Regions from separate parts of the Mus musculus genome. Here region 2 is linked to region 1. A link is a loop called in an ENCODE intact Hi-C map of the cell type or tissue named here. Cell type or tissue: left cerebral cortex. All regions are shown on one strand.

Region 1 (8,000 bases):
CTAGAGCAGAGTAACAGGGCCACAGAGCATGTGCAGTAGGCAGGTCTCTGCTCTCTCCCTCTCCATCTCCACCTCCCTCCTTCCTCTCTTCTTCATCCTCCTCCTTCTTCTTCCTTTTTTTTTTTTTTTTTTTTTTTTTTTTTTTAGTTTTTAGTTTTTCAAGTCAGAGTTTCTCTGCCCTGGCTGTCCTGGAGACCAGGCTGGCCTCAAATTCAGAACTCCACCTGCCTCTGCCTCTGCCTCTGCCTCTGCCTCTGCCTCTGCCTCTGCCTCTGCCTCTGCCTCTGCCTCTGCCTCTGCCTCTGCCTCTGCCTCTGCCTCTGCCTCTGCCTCTGCCTCTGCCTCTGCCTCTGCCTCTGCCTCTGCCTCTGCCTCTGCCTCTGCCTCTGCCTCTGCCTCTGCCTCTGCGCTGGGATTCTACCAACACCCGTCAAGTTTGACAGGTTTCATGCATCTGTTCAGAGTTGTTTCAGTGTTGTTTTGTTTTGTGTTTGGTTCTGTCACCTGGTCTTACTCTACATCACTGACTGGTTTGTAAAGCACTATATAGTCCAGACTGGTCTCAGATCCACACAGGTCCTCTTGCCTCTGCCTCCAGAGCTCTGGGATTGGGGTGTGCTCCACCCTGCTGTGCTGTTTCTGGTTCTTAAATTCTCCAGCTCTTTCATCTTTTACAGTCTACATCCTGCTGGCAGTCTGAGAGAGTACTGAGTGTTAAGAAACTGTATCTATGTGTTCTTACAGAATGTTCCCTACCCTGGGCCTTTTGGTCCTCCTCCTCCAGGAAGCCTTCCCAGTCTCCAAGGCAATGGCTCCCTCATATGTATTTATACCTCCTGAGGCAGTCTCAGCCTCTTGCGCTGTGGTCCATTGTGTCCAGTCCTGTGAGCTACTGCAGATAAAGTTAGCAGCTGAATCATCTGCGCATGAAGTCATGCATGCAAGGATTGTAGGCGTGATGTATGGCTCCTACTTCTCCCTCGGTCCCTCCAGAATTTCAGGAGAACTTTTCTGACCAAGAAATTCATTTCTGATGGGCAGTGGTGGCACACAACTGTAATCCCAGCACTTGGGGAGCAGAGGCAGGTGGATAGCTGTGAGTTCAAGGCCAGCCTGATTTACAGAGCCAGTTCCAGACCAGTCTCTCTGCTACTTTCTTAGCAAGACCCACAGAGCACCCACATTCACTGAGGTACATGGTTGTTTTCTCCACTGTTTTGATATGCCCACCTTGTAGGAGCCCCACTGAAGTGCGGCATGTGTGTGCATGTATGTGGTATGTGTGTACTTGTGTATGGTGTGTGCACATTTGTGTGTGTACTTGTGTGTATAGTGTGTGTATATGGATATGGCATGTGTGTGTATTTGTGTGTATATATGTGTGTGTGTGCTGTGTATATATGTATGTGATGTGTATGTATGCATAGTATATGTATATGTGTATGTGGTGTGTATGTATGTGTGCTGTGTGCAGGCTATGTGTGTATATGTGTGTATGTATACATATGTGATATGTGTGTATGTAGTGTATATGTTTGTGTATGCTGTGTATGTATGTGGATTATATGTGTGCATGTATAAAGTATATGTAGTATGTATGTATGTGTATGTACATGTGTGTGGTATGTTTGTGGAGTGTGTATATGTGAGTAGTACATGTATATGTGTATACACTTGTGTGTGTGTGTATGTGTTTGTGTATGTGTACATATGCTATGTGTATATGTGTGTGAGTGTGTATGTATGTGTTGTATGTATTGTGTGGGTTGTGTGTGAGGTATGTGTATTTGTGTATATGTGTATGTATGTACATGTGTGGTACATGTATGTGGAGTATATGTATATGTACTTGTGTGTATGTGTGTGTGGCATGTGTGAGTGTTGTATGTGCATGCATGTGCATATGTGTAGTATATGTATGTGCATGTGTGTATATGTGTGTATGTATGTGTGTTATGTGTGTATGTGTGTGCATGTGTGTATGTGCATGCATCTCTGTATATGTGTGCATGTATGTTTGTGTGTGTGTGTGTGGTGTGAGGTGAGGTGAGAAGCAGGGGTTTGATGCTGGCTATCTGTGGCTGAAGGTTCAGCTCTGTCAAGTTATTCTGACTTTGTGCACTTCTCTACCTGAGTTTCTCCATCAGCAAGTAGTAGCAGTCAGGTAGAGAAAGATCAGATGTTAGCTTTATGATGATACAAAGCTCTTTTAAGCCCCAAATGGATAGACTAAGAATCACACCACAAAGAGTTACAGTGACTCCCTCCTGACAAACTCCAGCCGGTTCCTACCTCTGGTTCCAATGGTTTCATTAAGTGAAGATACTGCTTACGGATATTAAGTATACTGCTTAGGGGATGCTGCGCTTTTTTTTTTCTTCTTTCTTTTTGTTTCTCTATTTGTATGAGTGCATACAGGTGATTTCCTGCGTGCATGCCCATGCACTGTGTGCATCCAGTGCCCAGAAGAGGGTGTTAGATCCCCTGGGACTAGAGTTGCAGACAGTTATGAACTGCCACGGGGAGTTGAGAATCAAAACCTGTGTACTCTGGAAGAGCAGCCAGTGCTCCTAATCGTGGAGCCACCTCCCCAGCCCCAGTTTTTTTTTTCCCTTTTCTAAGAATTTTTAAATTATTTATATGTGTGTGTGTGTGTCTGTACTTGTGTGTGCCAGTGTCTGAGGAGGCCAGAAGGTATTGGATCCCTTGGAACTGAAGTTACAGGCAGTTGTCAGCTGCCGTGGGGGTGCTGAGACCTGGACTCCAGTCCCTGGAAGATCAGCAAGCACTTTTGATGCACAGCCATCCTGTCTGGACCCACATTCTGTGTGTTTTGAAGAATACCATCTTTGGTCTCATTTAGGAACTGCTGTACAGCTTATATGATAGCCTAAATAATAACACTCTATGGAAATTGTCCTTGTTGAGTGGAAGAAAAAGTGAGATGCGTGGGGGTGAGACACATGCTCCCATGTGGCAGTTGGGAACTTCGGTGGTAGGGTTGGCCTCTGACTATCTCTCATGTAAGACAGAGAAGTTCAGTGGCTTGCTTAAGGTGGCCCAAGTTTCTTCTCTGTCATATTACTTCCTTATGCAGGCCGATGGAATTTTCCAGGATCCTGGGGCTCGATGTGACTTCTGTGGTCCTTAGATGTTTGGCGGAGATTACGAGGGCAGCAACATCCTGACTGTCAGAAGATCACACTTGGTGCCTCAGCAGGCCCAGTAGGTAAGAAGGTAGGAAGAGACTCTCAGGAATCTAAGGCCGGAGATCAGAACACTCCACCCCTAAGTGCCCAGTTCTTCCCTTCCTGCCCCTTCTTCCTCCAGTAAGCCCTGCAGGAAGGAGGCCTTGTTATCTGCTTCCGGAAGCAGCCCCCACTGAGATAGTTCCTCACCTTAGCCTGGCCCCGCCTCTCCTCTCCCTGGACAGTGAAAGTGGAGCCGTCACACTGTCCACGATCACGCATGTGGTTTATTCTCAGGACGTGTCCTGCTTTGTCCCCCCAAGTTCATCTTCTCGAGAGCCCCAGATGGGCCCTGACTATCCCTATTTGACAGAAGAGGAAACTGAGGCTCAGAATGGGCGAGTACTTTGGTGGTGGGGACCTTGCTCTTAATCACAGCCTTCAGAATACAGGTCCACACTGGGTACATCTGGGCAAAGGTCTGCCGTGCCACTTGATCAGAAGTGTGATCTGAGGGGAGGACCGGACAGAATGAGCTCCTGAGATGAGGCTCTCCGCTCCAATCTAACCTCAGTTTCTGGGTGACTTTGAACACATTGCTTGCCCTCTCTCTGTGCCTTGAGAGACTTCTGCAGTGCCACAGGAGTGAGACTAACACCCCCCCCACACACACACCACCCCAGAAGCTCATGATGCTGTGACTGGCAGAGGGGAAGGACAAATAAAGGTGGCTTTTGAGTGTTATTTGGGCTCCTCACGACCCGCCTGGGCACCACAGCCAGTTCTGTGGCCTTAGTTTGTGTCTGGGCAGACTTTTATTTAAATGCCTTTACTAATGTTAGCTTGCAGTGGAATCCACAATGGACAAGAAAGTAATTGGGAAATATTTCTTCAACAAATAAAAGAGCCAACGGGGCCTGTCAGTTCACAGCTTGAACCGGGCTCTGGGCCCAGTTTCCTCTCTAGCCTCTGTGAGCTGTAAAATGAGAACATGCATACATATGCACACGCACGTGTACACGCGCATGCGCGCACGCACGCACACACACACACACAAACACACACTCCCCTGTGATCTATGATTTAGAGACAGGGTCTTGCCTTGAAGATCCGGTTAACTTCAAACTCATGATTCTCCTGCCTCAGCATCCCAAGTACTAGAATCACAGTTACATGCCACTGAGGCCTAATACGTTTGCAGTCTCTGACGTACCTGTTATGGTCACTAAAATCCTGCCCGCTATCTCATCTCTTGTCCTGGTGCCTCCTGAGGCCTGCCTTGTCCAGATCACCAGGTAGAAGAGCCTGGGTCTCAATGAACTCGGTGATGGGAACTCGGGTGGGCAGAGAATGAGGAAGGACCACAGTGCCCCAAGGACAGGTTGCTCCCTCTTTGGCCCCTAAGTCCACCCTCCCCCCAAGTGGCTGGGGGCCTGGCCTGAGATCAGAGGTCCACCAGCGTCAAGCCGACCCTGCCCAGCGCGTCAAGAGGCGCCTTCTCAGCGCAGAACAATGCCGGTTCTTTGAAGGACCGGGCAGCAGGGGATGGGTGTTCTCCAAACACTGGGCCTCCTTTGCAAAACAGGCTTTGATTCCCAGGCCCAGAGGCCCCAGGTGCCTGTTGGGCGGCAGTCGGGTGGCTGGGGGCTTTGTTTGGCAGGAAAGGGGGCCTTGGAGACTCAGGAACAAAGGCGGGGACAGAGCTGGATGGAGTTGTGGTGGCCTGGGTAGGCAATCAGGCTTACAAAGGTGGGGGTGGGGTCTGTACCTCTCTGGCAGTCCCTCTTCGGCCTGTCCCACTCAGGGCAGTCCCTGTTCTCTGTAACTCTGTCACGGATACAGCATGTGCAGTCGGACTTCCAGGTTGGCCTGGTAGCCCCTGGGTTCCAAAAAACCTCTAATTTGGAAATGAAGTCGATAAGACCGGAGATCAGAATCCAAGAAGCAGGAGCCAGAGAGCCTAGAACGGAAAGTCCCTGGCCTGTGCCCCAAGTCTTAGGGTACAGTGTTAAAAGTGAGGGGTCTGATTTGTGTCAGATATCATGCTGAGTGCTGGAGACACCTGGCTCTCTCACTTGACCCCCATGTTCCCGACCGATGCGGCCTCTGCCTCTCTGCTCACTGTTGCTCTTTCAGCTCTGTAAGTTTGGCCTCGCAGATCCAGAACTAAGGACTCCATGCCCTCAAGCTGGGGCAGGGCTGGCTCTCAGCCTCTTTCAAGCCATGGCTTAGAATCTTACATTCTTCAAGGCAGCTCATTGGCCTCCCTGAACCCTGACTCTGGATATAACACAGGAGCCCCTGGCCTGGGTACCTCAGCCAGTTTTATTTACACTTGTAGCTCCATCTAGACTCTGCTAGACAGTAGAATAGCATTTTCAGTTAATTGTCTGTGTAAACAGATTACCCTCCACAATGTGGAGATGGGTCTCTCACACTGGGGAGAAGGAGGGGAGAGGAGAGAGAGAGAGAGAGAGAGAGAGGTTTTATAGAGTTGAATGATATAAAATCACTGTTCCTGTGTCATAGGTGACTGGGTATGGGTATTTCCATATGGTTCAACCTAATACTTGTGGAAGGAATAAGTGAAGAGTCCTCAAAACTATCATGAAGCGGATTGAAAAGAATAGTGTGGGGGGCAGGGCGGGGCTGGGCTGGAGCGATGGATGGCTCAGCGGTTAAGAGTACTTGCTGTCCTTGCTGAGGTTCGATTCCCAGCTCACGGCCATCTGTAACTCCAGTCCCAGAGGACACAGTGCCTTCTTTTGGTCTCTGTAGACATGTGATACACAGACATACATGTAGACAAAACACTCAGAAACAAAATAAAAACAAATACAATCTTCAAAAAAGAAAGGAAGGAAGAAGGCTTGGACTCGGGGTTAGCCAGGCTAGGTGGCATATGCCTGCGGTTCTGGCACAGGCCCGGGGAGTGGAGGCAGTAGGGTCAGGAATTGGAGAACATTCTATGCTATGTAGGAAGTTTGAGGCCAACCTGGGCTACATGAGACACGGTCTTTAGGCAAAACAAAGATTCAGAGAATTAAAATGGTAGAGCTGAGAGTCAATCTGTAGATCACTCCAGTGCTAACCAATGCCTAACAGATATTCCTTTCCTTTCCTTTCCTTTCTTTTTTTCTTTTTTTTAAAGATGTATTTATTTTCATGAGTACACTGCAGATACACATCAGAAGAGAGCATCAGATCCCATTATAGATGGTTGTGAGACACCATGTGGTTGCTGGGAATTGAACTTAGGACCTCTGGAAGAGCAGTCACTGATCTTAACCACTGAGCCATCTCTCTAGCCTCTAACAAATATTTCTAATATGGCAGTTTCTCTAGTTAACCCACTATGAGCATACCTAAGCCGAGCCTGCTACCTCTTTTGAGGCCTTAGTCTGCCAGGTCAGTGAAATAGTAACAAGAAATTCAGAGGGACTGAAATGCCTTTCACCCACAAGCTCTACAACTGCCAGGCATATAGCAATTTCCCAGTGCCCTTCATCGGAGTGTGCATCAGGCTGCTGCTAGACTTCATTGAGCCCAGAGATTCTGTCCAAGGGGCTAGTGACACATCCATCTCAGCCCTAGGGGAGTCCTGAAGGGAGCTGGACAGATAGGACCCTGCTCCAAGGCTCACCCAAGACTGCAGGTGCCTGGTAGGCAGCAGGTCACAGGAGTCTGATGAGGAGGTGAAGTGGGAACAGCCCACCCGAGTGCTGAGCAGGGTTTGGCCACCTAGCAAGCCAGTGGCTTTGGTGTCCAGATGCCAGACCTCTAATAGGGGGAAAAATGAGAGCATAGTATGCTTTGTTTCATTTTTCTTTTTTTCCTTTTTAATGATGTCTTTATTTTAGTCCCATGTGTAGAGTGTCTCACCTGCCTGCATGTATGTGCACCAGGTATGTATCTGTTGGATCCCCTGGAACTGGCGTGACAGATGGTTGTGAGCTGACATGGAGGTGCTGGGAATTGAACCTGGGTGCTCTTCAACAAGTACTCTTCATGGCCGAGTCATCTCTCCAACCCTGAATAACACGACTGCTAAAGCCAAACGAGATAATCTGCACTGGGGCTTTGAGTTCTGAGTGCTGAAGAGACGGCAGTGGTCAGTACTAAGCCGTTCAGTGGTTCACATTGCCACAGGTCTGGAGATTTGCCAGAGGTGGCAAAAGCTGCCCATATTTATTTCAGGGACCTGACTACTCTCATCCCTCCCGGAGTCTCACTGCCCTCCTTGGAGAAAATCCAACTGTGGCAATTCCTGTGGCTTTGCTTCAGTGAATCCAAACCTTCAGGTGTGGCCCTGCAGGGGAGAGGTGTTCCCTGCTAAGAGCTGAGCTCTCATTCTGGTCATTAGAATCACAAAACAAAAGAGACCAGAATTTCAGACTCCTGGAAATGACTGACCCTCCTGGAAGATAATTATGATATTTGGAATTTTTTTGTTGTTGCATAAACTCGTGTTTATCCTAAAACTGTAGGTGACAGGTACTCTAATCCAACTATAAACAGGAGAAGAACACCAGGTCCAGAGAGGAGAGACAGCCACCAATAGTCAGCAGCAGCCCCTGTGAGCATTGCTGTCTCCCTAGCTGTGACGATGACTCCCTAGGGTTGGCTTTTCAGGGTAGAGAGTCAAGCCTATTTTCTGGATTGGTTTTTTTCCCTCTTTATATGCTTATTGATTGATTGATTGATTGCCTGAATTCTCATGGAGCAAGCTATGTAGCTCAGGCTGGCTTTGAACTCATGATCCTCCTGCCTCCGCCTCCTTCAGCAAATCCTACCATCGTACATCATTGCAAC
Region 2 (8,000 bases), 50 kb before region 1:
TGGCATGGATGTGCACAAGTCAACAACACACATTCACTCAGAACTCCATCTGTTCCCATACATGGTGTTTTATCAGGGCAACAGAAACCTAAGACACCCTCCTTTGGCAATCTTCATGGATACTAAGTATCCTTTGTGGGGTTCTTTTAGTCTTTGCCAGATGGATCCATATGGTGTCTTGTTATTTTTGACAGAAGACTCAAAGTGGCTCTGAGGTAGATGCAGGCTGGTGATGGAGCTCTGTGGGAGACGGCTTGCCTATCCCCAGCATTGGAAACAAACAAGGCTACTTCGTTTTTGTTTTTGTTTTCTTTGAGACAGCAAGACTCTAAGCATGGTGACACACAGGGACAGCGTAGGAAATCAGTGCTGCCTGCCAAGCTTCTGGCAGTGGGTCTAAGGTCACTCACTGTCTTCGATGTGTCAGCTACTGGGGCAAGCCCACTGATTTCCTGTCCCATGTTTGTGGGCTTTGCAGTAGGAACAGGGTTTGTGGCCTTACCTGCCACACCTCTCTCGTGGTGATTGCTCCCTCTGACCCAGTCTGAGGACCTGGGCCTGGCTGGGCCTGGCTGGGCAATGCTAATGAGGGTGGAACAAGAGGTGTACAATGTGGAGCCCTGGGGTTAGTCTTTGTCCTCCGAAACTCAGGGACTCTGCTGAAGATGTGGCTGGACAGCAGATGCTCCTTGCGTGAGAGGAACCCTGACAGCTCAGAAACAAAGCAACAGACACCTCCTGCACTGGGGGCGGGAGCTGCCTTCCTGGATGCAAGCAGAGCTCCTGAGCTCTGCCTGCTCCTTCCTGACTGTGGAACAGACCATGGGATTAAGGCCAGCTCCATGCCACTTGAGTCAAGACTGATGACCTGGGTACAGTACCTAGGACCCAACATAGTGGAGGGAACCAAATCCTGAATGTTGACATCTAAAAGCTACATGTTTGTCATGGGCACGTACATGTACGAGTACATACACACACACACACACACACACACACACACACAGTCAAAAGAGAGAGATGGTAGATTTAAAAAAAACACACACCAAGCTGGACAATACCTTTAAGCCAGTACTCAGGAGGCAGAGGCGTCGCCACGTGTCTCTGAATTCAAGGCCAGCCTCGTCTACATAGTAAGTTCTAGGATAGCCAGGGCTACACAGAGAAACCCTGTCTTAAAAAACAATAAAAATTCACCCAAACCATGTGACCATGCATATTTTCATCTAGAATAGAAGGGACTAGAGTCTCGAGGGCTAAGATATACTACTTGCTCTATGCTTGACACTTGTGACCCCACAGGCACTCTCAAAGGCTAGGACTATCTTGTCCACTTTACAGATGAGCAAAGTGTGACCCAGAAAAGAGAACTGGCTTTGCCTGAACTCCCCTGGGAATGAGCAGCAGAGGTGGCAGTGAACTCAGACTTATCAGGAAAACTCATCTGGCCTTGTGTAGACGGTTGATAAAGGGAGGAAGAGAGAAAGCAGAGAAACTGGTGATGCTCGCCTGTAATCCAGCACTCAGAGAAACGCAGAAGTCCAAGGTCATCCTCAACTACACAGAGTTCAACACCCATACAGCTGCTTGACACTATTGCAAACCACAGACAAAAGGGGGGGGGGGGGGACCTGGGCTGGCCAGATGGCTTAGCCGGTAAGAGCACTGACTGCTCTTCTGAAGGTCCTGAGTTCAAATCCCAGCAACCACATGGTGGCTCACAACCATCTGTAATGGAATCTGATGCCCTTTTCTGGTGTGTGTCTGAAGACAGCTACAGTGTACTTATGTATAATAATAAAGAAATCTTTAAAAAGAAAAGAAAAGATGTAGGGAGGGGCTCTGCAACCTCTCAGAATTCAAGAGCACCTCTGACACTGATATTTGGAAGCGTGCTGTCACCCACTAGGTGATGAAGTGAAGCTATCGATGCTATTCTCAGTGGGCATGGCATGATGGCTGGATTGGGGACCCACTCTGAAGACCCGGCAAGTCTCTGACAAGCTGCCCTGAGATGGCCCTGCATTCCAAAGAGGGAGGAAAGGCCTCACTGGACACTGGCGAGTATTTGCTGATGGAGATCCCACCCTGTGCTGGTGACCTTTACTACATGATATCCCACCTACCCTTCCGGCCTTGCAGTATGGAGAGTACACTGTTATGACTCTTGTTCCTTGGAGAAAGTCCAGGAGGGCACCGGTAAGGTTAGATAAATGTCCAGTGTCACCTAACCGACTTGGGACCCCCTACTTTCTAAACCATTGTCCAAGAACGAGGCAGTTATAGTGAGACCTTCAGCATGTACCTCACCTGAACTCAGTAGCTCATCTCTCAGCCCTGGCAGGCACCAGGACCTTTCTCACCTTACTAATGGAGAAACTGAGGCAGGTGGTCGGGTTGGGGGGGGGGAGCAGGGGAGAGGCAGGTGCCTTTCCTCAACTCAACAAGCTCAATTTGGAATGCCGGCTAGGGAGCTGAAGGAAATATTTGAGTGTTTCTGGATCCCTGCCTGCCTGAGAAGCAGTGACCTCAGCCAAGCCTGGCTGGCCTCACTTCCAGGGAATCAAGGTGGGGCAGGATGGGTAGGGAGTGAGGTCAGAGGGGAAGCAGGCATGGAAGAGGAGGAGGCAAGTCCCTGGGGATGATGGGAAGAGCGAGGAAGGGATCCTGGATAGGCCAGGAATTGGAGGTCAGCCCAAAGTAAGTTAGCAAGGGTTTAAGCAGGGGCCATGTGGGAGTGTGCAGCCCCAGGATCAGAGGTTCTTAAGTGAAAACGTTGAGTTTGGACTAATGGTCTCCGTGCACCTCGGTGTTCCCATCCTTAAAAGAACAGAAGCCCAGTGGGCACCTGGATCGTGGCCTGAGTTAGATCCTGGCTCTTCTATCTGCTATGTGACCTGAGTCTACCCCAGTGGGTAGATCTCAGCATCCTTATCTGAAAATTTAAACGTCCAGTATCAGAGGAGTGCTGTGAGGGTGAGGGGGTCTGGCAACTCTTTACCCAGTAAGTCATTACTGCCTCTTCTCGTTCATCACGCTTATCACTGTCTCACCACTTTGTCCTTGTTGTCATCATGCATCTGAAGGGGTCCCAGGCAGGCTTACACCAAGCACCTTGCACTGGTGTTATTAAATAATTACAGGCAAAGTGGCAGGTGCTCTATGATCAGAGTAATGGAAAACAAAAAAACAAAAAACAAAAACAAAAGAAGAGCCCCTGATTGTGTTCTGTGGAACGAGGGGCTGTTTCATTGAGGCAGTGAGGGCCAAGGCAGCACCTAGCCACTGGGGCTAGGTCTCAAGTCAGTGAGCTGAGCTGAACTATCGACATAGTAGCATTACTTGGGCCACTTTCAAACAATCCCAGTCCCCGGTCGGTCCAAGCCATCGATATTCTGAGCCAGCAGTTCTCAGGTGAGACCCAGGAACTGTCACTGTGGAAAGCCTGTGACCACTAGGATGAGGACTGTGTTTCCTTTCTTTCAGTTGTTTCTGGATCCTACCCAGGCCTCTCTTTGGCCATGTGAATATGGTACAAATAGGTAGTAGGTTTCTCCCTGCCCACTCCAGGGAGTTCAGTCACGTCCTTTCAGCTCCTCTGAGCTTGAAATTCTTTGTCACCTAGAGTATGACTAAGAACAAGTCGACTGAGACAGGAAACTCACCCATGGGTCAAACATTTGCTTCAGGGTCCACGGGTCCAGCCTCAAGTCCTTGAGGCTTCCTGGTCCCCCTTACCCCCACTCTCTTCTGTCCTGGCTTAAACTTCCCAGTGGGACTCCCACACCCTGGCCCAGCCTAAGTCCTGGTGCTCAGGATGAGGGCAAACTGTACAGCCCACCACCTTCTATCCCCAGCCCACCCAGTAGACAATTGTCTTGAGTTAGGTCTGAATAGCTCCTGCCTAGGATGAGGTCAAAGAACATTTCCTCACCGGGCAGCAGGAGCAACAAACACAAGGAAATGACAAGGATTCCGGAGATTTCAGAGCACAGAGCTCAGGTACAGGATGGACCCCCTGCAGAGAGCTGAGGCTGACACTCAGGGCAGCTTCCTCACCCCCCTCCTGGAGCCAGCTCCGCAGCTTCAGGCTTCCTCTGTTCTTTTCTCTCATCAGGATCCCTTGTGCACGCCAACCCCCAACTCCATTTCTGCCTTCAGTCACCTGGTGCCAGGAATCGACATTTCTCCCTTCCTCCATCGGACACATAGTGACATATAGGGACTTAGAGCCAGACACGAATACAGCTAGCGGAACAATACACCCTCATCTGGAAAAAAACAGCGTAACCAAACGACTGTAATGCAACATCGTTATTGCCACCGCGGTGTTGTGTATGCTGGCTTATAAAACCAGGGTGTGACTGATAGAAGGATGACCAGAGAATGGGTAGAAACCGAAGGAGAGACAAAGAGGGCAAGGGACAGAGGTGTGAGCTGGTGTTTACAATGGATGGGACTCAGGTGAAGTTCAAGGGTGCAGAGGGAGAGGAGGCGGGAGAGGAGGCTGGTGAAGGGCCTTGCGTGCCATACTGAGGAACTGTCGATGGGTAGGCACTGGAGAGTCTGAGGGGGTGGGGGTCAGGGTCAGCTTTGTGGTTTAGAACAGTCGTGTGGAAGTTGGGCAAAAAAACTGAACCAGTGAGACATAGCAGCAGTGTGAGGCGGGTCTCCGAGGAGGGAGCAGTTACTGGAGAGAGTGGCTGGACAAGCTGGCCCCACTGAGGGCAACTGGGTGTCTGGCGGAGGCTGGGGCAGTCAGGAGCTCCTGGACTTTGGGTTTGAAGATGCTCAGAAGTAGATGCAGCTCTGTCTGAGGACCATCCACAGCAGCCCACATCTGGAGACCAGAGCAGAGGGCAGCCCTGGAGAAGAGCTTCCACAACCCTGAAGGGTGTCGGCTGGGTCACTGGAATGTGACTCTCAGGTACAGGGCAGAGGAGACGTGACCTCTTCTTTTTTATGGCTACTTGCAGAAAAATGAGTCATCCACACCTGAGGCATCCGGGCCCATTTTCTCGACGTGTGGCCTCCCTCATGAGACTCCCCTCAGGCAGCTCATTTGGATTCCAGTTACCATCTGCTCCAGACCTGGAGCTGACATCTGTCTTGCTTTGGGCTCCAAGCTCACGTGAGAATGAACTCTGTCTTGGTTTTACTGGCCTGCGTGACTTCAGGAACATACCCACCTTGCTAGCCCCCTCAGGATGCAATCCCAGGATGAGGAACAAGGAAGACAGCAGAGCTTGCTCCCTGCAGCCCCCTGCTCAAGTAGTTATCCAGGTGATAAACCTGTCTTGTGAGCATACCATGCCTGGCCAGGGATTGACTCCTATAGGTTGACTCCAATTCCATCCTTGTGCTAGAAGAATTCTGAAGTTAATGGAGACAATCATTCAACCCAGCACACATGCTATAGAGCTATATAACCAGCACAGCTGCCGTGTGTCCTCTGACCTCCACCAGCAAGAGCATGTGTGTGCGAGAGCATATATACACATGTGCTTGCATGCGCCTATCGTGTGCGCACGGTGCGTGTACACACACACACACACACACACACACACACACACACACACACTCGCGCACTGGAGGGAGACGCCTATTTGCAACACCAGATTTGGAGGGAAAGGTGCTACCCATGGATCACCTGCCCCACTCCTGCCTCTGAAGCTGAGACAGGGATAGTAGATAAGTCTGAAACGTGTAAGTGCTTAGCACAAAGACTCTTGGATTCAGTTTTGTTTTGTTTTATTTTTTGTTTTGTGGTAGGGTCTCACTATGTGGCTCTGCTTGTCCTGGAACTCACTATGTAGATAAGGAAGGCTGGCCTCAAACTCCCCACCAAAACCCTTGGATTATTTTTTTATATATATATTTTAAAAAAATATTTTTAGCTTTCATGTACATTGATGTTTTGCCGGCATGTATGTGTGTGGGGTGTCAGTCATATCTTGGAGTTATAGACAGTTGTGAGCTGCCTTGTGAGTGTTGGGATTGGAATCTGGGTCCTCTGGAGGAACAGTCAGTTCTTTTATCCTCTGAGCTATTTTTCCAGCCCTTTTGGATTATTAAAGTCAGAGAACTGAAGATCTGCAGAACCTAGGCCTTTAAAACCTTCATGTAAACGAGGAAAATACCTAATAAAAAAAAAAACCTTCAACATAGGACCTAACTAAAAATATAGCACCTAAAGTACTGTTACCGCTGCTGCTAGGCTGGGCATACTTGTAGTTGGTCAGGCTATTTTGTGGATTCTTCTTTTTCCTACCCTTTATCCTCCCACTTCGTTTTTTCATTTAACACTATCTAGGAGAAAAAGGATAGAGGAGAGAGAGAGAGATCCCCGAGTCTAATTACTTTCCTTTTGTTTCTTCTTTGAGCACAACACCAACAAACTTCAGCCAATCGCCTTAAATGAACACCTGCACCCACCTTACCTAGTGGGATTCTAGCATTTATATAACCTCTGAAAAGTCCCTAGAATTTCAAACGTCACACAATCACGGAAACGTCCCTCTGCTAGAGCACAAGGCAAATCATGGTCAGCTGCTGCAGACTGTCTGAAGCAGCCCCATATCTCACCCCATGGGATTAAAACAAAAACCTGTTCTCAGAATATTTCTGTGTTTTTAAAGAAACCAAAATTCCAGAATTGTCACTATACAGAGTGGCACAGACCTCTAATCACTCAGGAGGTGGAGGCAAGCAGATCTTGGAGTTTGAAGCCAGTCTGGCTGGTCTACACAGTGAGTTCCAGGGCAGCCAGGACTCCATAGTGAGATCCTTCCTTGAAACAACAAACGTGAGAGCCTAGATATTAGCTAGAGAAGGTTGTCAAGAAGATTTCATTGTCCCTTCAGATGGATGTGACATTTCCCCTCACGCTTCAGGGTCCAAGATGGCTGCATTCAATTGTTTGGGTTTTATACTCTGTGATCTAGAGAAGGTTTCTCACACAGACGGACAGACTGTGTGAAAATGGAGTCTCTTGAAACCATACAGCTTATATTACCATGAGGGAAGACCCTGCTTTCTCGAGAGAAGCCTGCCAAATCCCCAGAGGTTCAACTTTACCTGTAGAGTCTAGCTCTACTTGAGCATGTTCACTGTGTCCTGGACCACGCTGACCCAGGTGTGATAAAATCAGGTCTTGGATTTCATGCAGAAATATCACTCCCCAAGCATTGTTTGTTTGTTTTGAGGGAGGGTGTAGCCCTGGCTGTCCTGGAACTCACTCTGTAGACCAGGCTGGCCTCGAACTCAGACATCTACCCGCCTCTGCTTCCTGAGTGCTGGGATTAAAGACATAAGAGGCTACCACGTGATCTTTTAACTTATTTTTTGAGGTAGAGTCTTGTTTATATAATGAAGGCTGACCTGGAGCTCTCTTTGTAGCCTGGTTGGCCTTGAACTTATGACCTTCCTGCCTCTGCTTGGGATTAGAGGCATGTTCTCCCGTGCCATGCTTGCTGTTTCTGTCACTTCTACCTTAGAATTCCCATCACCATGCTTACATTGCTTGTTTGTTCTTACGTGGTGTCGACTTTTCCAGGAGAGCTCCGAGGCTGTCAATCATCATGGGTTTAAATGCCAGCCTGATACTTCCAGCATTCTGTCATATCAGATTCTGGTTCTGATACTTTCATTTCTCCAAACTTAGTTTGGCCAGGAGTTTGTATTAGGATGTGCTGTTGTTGAAAGTTATAAAATGTACTTGATAAAAGGAAGGTAGTATAATAAAATGTGCCTCTAGTGTTCCGGCAGGGAGGCGTGAGGCAAGAGAGGTGTTCCACTCAGTCCGAGGGTGAGCTTTCTTTGTCTTTTCAGGTTTTTCTCTCCTTCAGTTAAGACCAGGTAGAGAGAGAAGGCTAAAGCTGACTATTCCCCTCTCCCAAATGGGAGGCTAGAAGAAGCTGATGTTGGCTTTTTCCCCTGCCCCAGGCCAACTAGGCTCTTACACAATCCCTGAAGTTGCACTCTGACAAAATAATTTCTCT

What was found. Hi-C counts contacts between places; a loop is a spot of excess contacts. Peaks named below come from ENCODE experiments on the same cell type or tissue, not always from the same donor. Only the 100,000 strongest peaks of a DNase experiment are listed, where the experiment ranks them.
Region 2: it touches region 1 in a loop (8-fold over the local background); 3 of 42 quality-filtered maps call a loop at or near these places.

The regions. Positions count from the first base shown.
Region 1 is chr4:119,041,174-119,049,173 of GRCm38, reverse strand. No RefSeq gene overlaps it. Among named protein-coding and RNA genes, the nearest start is that of Lincred2, 5.8 kb to the left of the region's middle. In left cerebral cortex, no CTCF peak of the experiment used is centred here; a DNase peak (open chromatin) is centred at 4,712; H3K27ac peaks cover 3,421 bases.
Region 2 is chr4:119,091,152-119,099,151 of GRCm38, reverse strand. No RefSeq gene overlaps it. Among named protein-coding and RNA genes, the nearest start is that of Slc2a1, 14 kb to the left of the region's middle. In left cerebral cortex, no CTCF peak of the experiment used is centred here; DNase peaks (open chromatin) are centred at 155, 738 and 3,986; H3K27ac peaks cover 1,788 bases.